Regions from separate parts of the Homo sapiens genome. Here region 2 is linked to region 1. Evidence: chromatin loops called from intact Hi-C (ENCODE). Cell type or tissue: gastrocnemius medialis. All regions are shown on one strand. Each heading gives the region's core, and the rest is flanking DNA. Links, peaks and the distances in the headings are about the cores only.

Region 1 (2,926 bases), core at 265-2,764:
CCACTTTCCCTCAAATGCAGAAGGTAGCAAGGTCTCTACTTGCATACAGCTCCAGTTGGGGTAATTGCTTGGCACACTTCTGGAGGCTGGACATAAAAAGGCACCACTTTGAGAGGAACAGTGATCATCTGGGGGCTGGGCCAATGGTCAACAGCAAGGACCACTGTGGAGGGCATCTGTAAACCCAGCTAGTGCAGTAGTGCTGGCAGTCAGAAGGACGAGGCTCAATGGCATCTTTGTGGGGTGGTCAAGCAATGTCAATGTTGGAGACCATCATGGACTAAGGACTTAGATTTAATGAGTCTTGTACCAATCTAGGGATGAGAAGGGAGCCCCAAAACTTGTCTGTATTTCTTGCGAATTTGGTGACAGGGGCCTCAGGTTTAATTTTCTTTAGAAAAATACGGGAATTTTTTTGTACCTGAATGTTGAGGAGTGTTGGGGAAGTTCACCTGAACTTCCTATACATGTAGCACCTAAGTTAGTTCTTACCAATATATTATTGTTTCTTTTTTCATTTGTGTCTGTCTTATCTCTCTAAGACTCAAAGCCTCCCAAAGGCTAGTATCTTGTCTTGTTATAACCACAACTACAATGACAACTACAAATATGTAACTGGATCCCTCATTGTGCCCAGCATGTTTCTTTATAATGTGTGGGTTCTATGTGAGTGCTTGTTTGGTCAGCTCTTCGCTACACTTCACAAACAAGTGGGAACCTCAGGGCGCACATTTACTCTGAGATATGTCTATGTGATATGGTCCTGACAGGGCTTTTTTGCCCCTGAAGTTCTGTGTAATGCTCTTCTTCTTGTCCTTTATTTCCCTACCTACCCACAGTTCTATTTTCAATAGAATTTAAAGTCCAAGCAATTGTTTTATGTGTTCACTGAGTTGCCCACAAACTCTGCTCATTCATTTATGATTTCTGATACATGCCATGCTGTCTCTGTCTCCCTGATTCCATTTCCCCAGAGAGACAGCTCACTGGGTCCCCCTGTCAACAGAGGATTCAGTGGAACCCAAAGCTAAGCCATACTTTGTAATAAAAAATAAGAAGAGATGACCAATCTATGATGTGATAGAAAAATGATCAGGCCAAACTCCGATCACTTTTGCCTATGTTAGGGAAGCTAACCTGCTTGGTAACAGATGTTACAGAAATATCTATCAATCAGCATTGATAACAGGGTATTTATATGTACATTAACAGTAGTGTCAAGGATTGTTTAGAATATTTTCTCTTGGTGGCCACTGGGTGTCCTCATTTACAAAGTAAATATGCAATATTTAGTGAAGGTCACTGGAGAGAATAAAAGACACTAGTTTTCTCTTTGGCCCTTCACATACTGGGGATAAATTTATTGCTGAACTCACAAGCAGGTTATATATTAGTACAGTTTAAAAACCTTCAGGTCAAACTGTTAAAAGTTTATAACCAAGAGTAACTTATTCAGGGTCCAGACATGAATTTTAAAGGCTGTTTCCTCAACAGAGGGGACTGTGATCAGCTATTAGAATGATCCCTTATTCATTTGAAAATTGGCATGGGATTTTGACTATCTGCCGAGAGAGCCAGCAGAGAGGAGCAGAGAAGGTCTTAATTTATTCTTGAAAGAAAAGAGAACACCAAATATCTCTATGGGATATTTGTTAGATTCTGTTTTTATCTCACCTTTTCTGAAAACTAATTAAAAATAATAATGAGAAGATAAAATATGTCCTTTGCCTAGGAAACCTGAAATAATGTGAAAAACATTACAATGAGCTGGGTCAGTATACTGATTATCAATCATTTCACATTTGAAGACAAAGAATTAAACTATTCCTTTATGGACCTGTTATCCCACCTGTAAAACAAAGGTGTGTATGCTTCACAGGGATGTTGTAGGGACAAATAGAATATGAGGCACACAAGGTTCCTAGGAAGAGAAACTGTACATGAGATAGATTTAGGGCATTACTAGTATTCTAATTGAGGCTGAGTCACAGTTGTATATGACTTGTTCCTGCTGGAAGACAGTAGTCAAGGCCAGAGCTCACACAGCCAACAAATATGTTCTGATTTGCTGCTCTCAGACACTGAGTCTGACACACTGCTCAGCAATCACTTACTGCTCCCTAAAGTGGTATTTTGCATTTCTAGGATTGTCATTGTCTCTAAATTTATACTTATATACATCGCTGATGAGGTTCTTCCCTTGCAAAAAGAAATTTCAGCCTTCCTCCAATTCAAGATACAGGCCTACTATTGAATACATAACAGTACATGGCCTTCAAATGTCATGCCTAGCCAATTAGCTAATCCTTTCCCAAAATAAACTTCACTGTAATATTTTTTTTTTCACTAGCATACATCCCCAGCTTAATTACTATTCTCTGGCATGTTATTTCAGTACATAAATTATCAATATGATTTTGTGTCAAAACCAACAATTTGACCAGGCATGTTGGCTCACACCTGCAATCCCAGCACTTTGGGAGGCTGAGGTAGGTGGATCACTTGAGTTTAGGAGTTTGAGACCAGCCTAGCCAACATGGTGAAACCTCGTCTCTTCTAAAAATACAAAATTAGCTGGGCATGGTGGCGCATGCCTATAATTCGAGCTACTCAGGAGGCTAAGGCAGGAGAATAATTTGAACCCTGGAGGCGGAGGTTGCAGTGAGCTGAGATCATGCCACTGCACTCCAGCCTAGGCAACAGAGTGAGACTCTGTCTCAAACAAACAAACAAACATCCCCCAACAATTTATGCAAACAACATCAGGGAAGCTAGGAAGCTCTATGAGCTATTCTCTGCCGTTCAGATATGTTCGATTGTCTTACTAGCTGAGCTTAACAGCCTTTTCTGTTTTTAAAGGACCACCATGCATGCCTCTAGTACAGCAATCTCTAACACTTAATCAACAGTTACGTCTACAGCAATA
Region 2 (2,926 bases), core at 138-2,637, 790 kb after region 1:
AGATTATTTTATTTTTGTACTTGTTTATATAATTGTATTTGCAACAATTTTGTGTTGTTTGGCTTTTGATGTTTTAGCTACATGCATCTGAATCCTATTCCTACATTTGGGGAATTTTCAAATTTTGTACCTTATCTATTGCTGCACTCCAAACCACTCCAAAACAACAGCCATTTTATATGTTCCTGATTATCCAAGTTAGTAGTTTGGGCTAGGTTCAGCTGAGTGGTCCTTCTACTCTTGCCACTTATGAATTTGAGCCTTTGTTCCAGATCACACAAGCATCAAAAGTTTCACTTGTTCCTCTTTATGCTATTGGAGTCCCTCTGTTTATGGCAAGCCTTACCCTCAGTCCCTGCACAGACTCAACAGATACTCCCCCAGGGAAAAAAGTAGTTGAAAAATTCAGCTTACCCAGGAAAAGCGCTTATCTGTCTGGTGTGTTAGTTCATCAATTTCTTTGACTCTAACGCTCCTGCTTCTCTGTTATGAAGATCCTTGTGATTACATTAGGCCCGCCTGGATAATCCAGGATATTTTCCCCATTTCAAGATCCTTAACTTATTCACATCTGCACAGTCCCTTTTAGCATGTAACACATTCACAGGTTCCAAGGATTCAAATGTTGACATCTTTTGAGGGAGAGGGCTATTATTCAGCGTACCACGGAAGGCCTGTTACCACTCTTATTATTACACTCTCAAAAAGCCCAAGGAATACCGGGCCATCATTTTTTAAATTGGACTTAATTTTCTAGACACAAGTCCCTACGTCTTAACAACAATCCTTGGGTATATCTTTCTTATATTGCAATTCTATAACCCAAGGACTGAACTACTGAATTTCTGTAACTGAAGGATTTCTGGACTTTTTCTTAATGTGTACGTCTTTGAGGGTTGGTGTGGATGAAGCAGGGATGGCAAATAGTATTTGTACATTACTATATGCTTTTAAGAAAGCAGGCCACAATTTTTCAAAGTCATGCTACAAGTTTCAGCGTGGAAAGAGCTCCATTTATCAAAGATTTATTACATATTTCTCACACATGAATGGAAAATTCTCGTCAAAAATTTCAGCCAGGAAGCTAGGGTTAGAGGAAAAGCAATGAACTCCACCAAGGTCCTTCTTTGTCTCCCTGCAGTAAGCCCTTTCTCTAACAAAGAGCTATTTTATTGATTTATTTATTTTTGTCTATTTGTAATTGACAGAAAGGAGCAAAAAGACCTTTGCTAACTTGTTTTGTTTTTAAGAATGTGGATCTACATTATGACAGAGGTCACTAACTTTCCAACCCATGTCAAAAGCAGATCATGCCTCTAGTTAAAGAAATACTAAACATCACCACCTGGTAGGGGAAAACATAAAGGAAATTTAAGAGACTAGTTCCTTTTTGCAAACTGTATACCCAAGATGATGTGTGCAGAAAATTAACCTGCTCTGTGTTAAATCTCCAGAGAAGATTTGTTTAAAATCTCTTTTAGTAACTCCAGTGTTTTTTCAACATCTTAGAATTTCAGTGTTTCCAGGTTTGTGAAATGCCCCTGGGTGAATGATATTCTAAATGCCAAGGACACTGAAAGTTTCAAAACAGGTTGCCTTCCTGAGATCCAAATTTAAATAACCATCCTCATAAAAATCTTTGGAAAATACTGAAGCTACAAAGGAAAATAATAATAAACTTTTAAGTTTGAGGATTCGACATTTTGAGAAAATATATATGATGACTATTTATAACACCTTTTGCAGGTATACAATAAATTTGTTGGTTTAAGAATATACAAGTATATTATGTTTAACTTGGTTTTATTGGCATATTTAGAGAGATCATAAACCCCCCAAAATTGAAAAAAGGTATCCTTCCAGTTTTAAAACAAGGTCACCATGAAAAATATTTCCCTTGCCTTCTAATTTTACTATTTCCTCCAAGCTTTCATAGATTATACTCTTTGCAAATAATATTCAAAATTGTGAGGCTGCAGCGCTGTCATTTTGAATGGAAAATATTCACTGGATCCATACACGTTTGTTATTTTGGCCAGTACTGATGAATTATAAGTCGGAAGACTGGTTTTGGAGCCCAGAGTTTTAAAAATGTCCAAGGATTTTATTGAAAAACTAATATTACTGAAAGTATATAAGAAGTAGTAAGTATGTAAGTAAGAAAGTATGTGAGAAGTAAGCACTTGTACTGGTTATTTTACTAGAAAGGTGTCCTGATCCAGACTCGAAAGAGGGTTATTGGATTTTATGCAAGAAAGAATTCAGGTGCGTTCACAGAATAAAGTGAAAGCAAGTGTATTAAGAAAATAAAGGAATAAAAGAAGGGCTGCTGCTTCATAGAATATCCCCCAGGGGCTACTGGTGGCCATTTTTATGGTTATTTCTTTATTATATGCTAAACAAGGGGTGGATTATTTATGAGTTTCCCAGGAAAGGGGCAGGGATTTCCTGGAACTGAGGGTTAGAACATATATGATATCTTTCAGACATTACCATGACATTTGTAAAGTGTCATAGTGCTGGCCAGAGTGTCTTTTAGCATGCTAATACATTATAATTAACATAATGAGCAGTGAGGATGACCGGAGGTCACTTTCATTATCATCTGGGATTTGGCAGGTTTTGGCTGGCTTCTTTACTGCATCCTGTTTTATCAATGCGGTCTTTGTGACCTGTATCATGTGCCGGCCTTCTATCTCATCCTGTGACTAAGAATGCCTAACCTGCTGGAAATGCAGCCCAGCCCGTCTCAGCTTCATTGTACCCAGCCCTGATTCAAGATGGAGCTGCTCTGGTTCAAAAGCTTCTGAGAGTTATATTTTTAGGAAATTGGGATGATTTTGATCTGAGGGACAAGCAAAGGAGTGGTTCCTTACAAAAAACAGATTCAGGAGTATATAAATAATCAGAGCCCTTCCTGCCTCTT

What was found. Hi-C counts contacts between places; a loop is a spot of excess contacts. Peaks named below come from ENCODE experiments on the same cell type or tissue, not always from the same donor. Only the 100,000 strongest peaks of a DNase experiment are listed, where the experiment ranks them.
Region 2: a loop joins it to region 1, with 2.3 times the contacts of the local background. A loop is called at or near these places in 22 of 110 quality-filtered maps.

The regions. Positions count from the first base shown.
Region 1 is chr3:114,361,732-114,364,657 of GRCh38, forward strand. All of the region lies in intron 10 of ZBTB20 (zinc finger and BTB domain containing 20), which reads right to left. All of the region lies in intron 4 of ZBTB20-AS1 (ZBTB20 antisense RNA 1), which reads left to right. Among named protein-coding and RNA genes, the nearest start is that of ZBTB20-AS1, 11 kb to the left of the region's middle. In gastrocnemius medialis, for the core only: a CTCF peak has its summit at 1,249; no DNase peak of the experiment used is centred there; H3K27ac peaks cover 2,155 bases.
Region 2 is chr3:115,153,729-115,156,654 of GRCh38, forward strand. No RefSeq gene overlaps it. Among named protein-coding and RNA genes, the nearest start is that of ZBTB20, 7.9 kb to the left of the region's middle. In gastrocnemius medialis, for the core only: no CTCF peak of the experiment used is centred there; no DNase peak of the experiment used is centred there.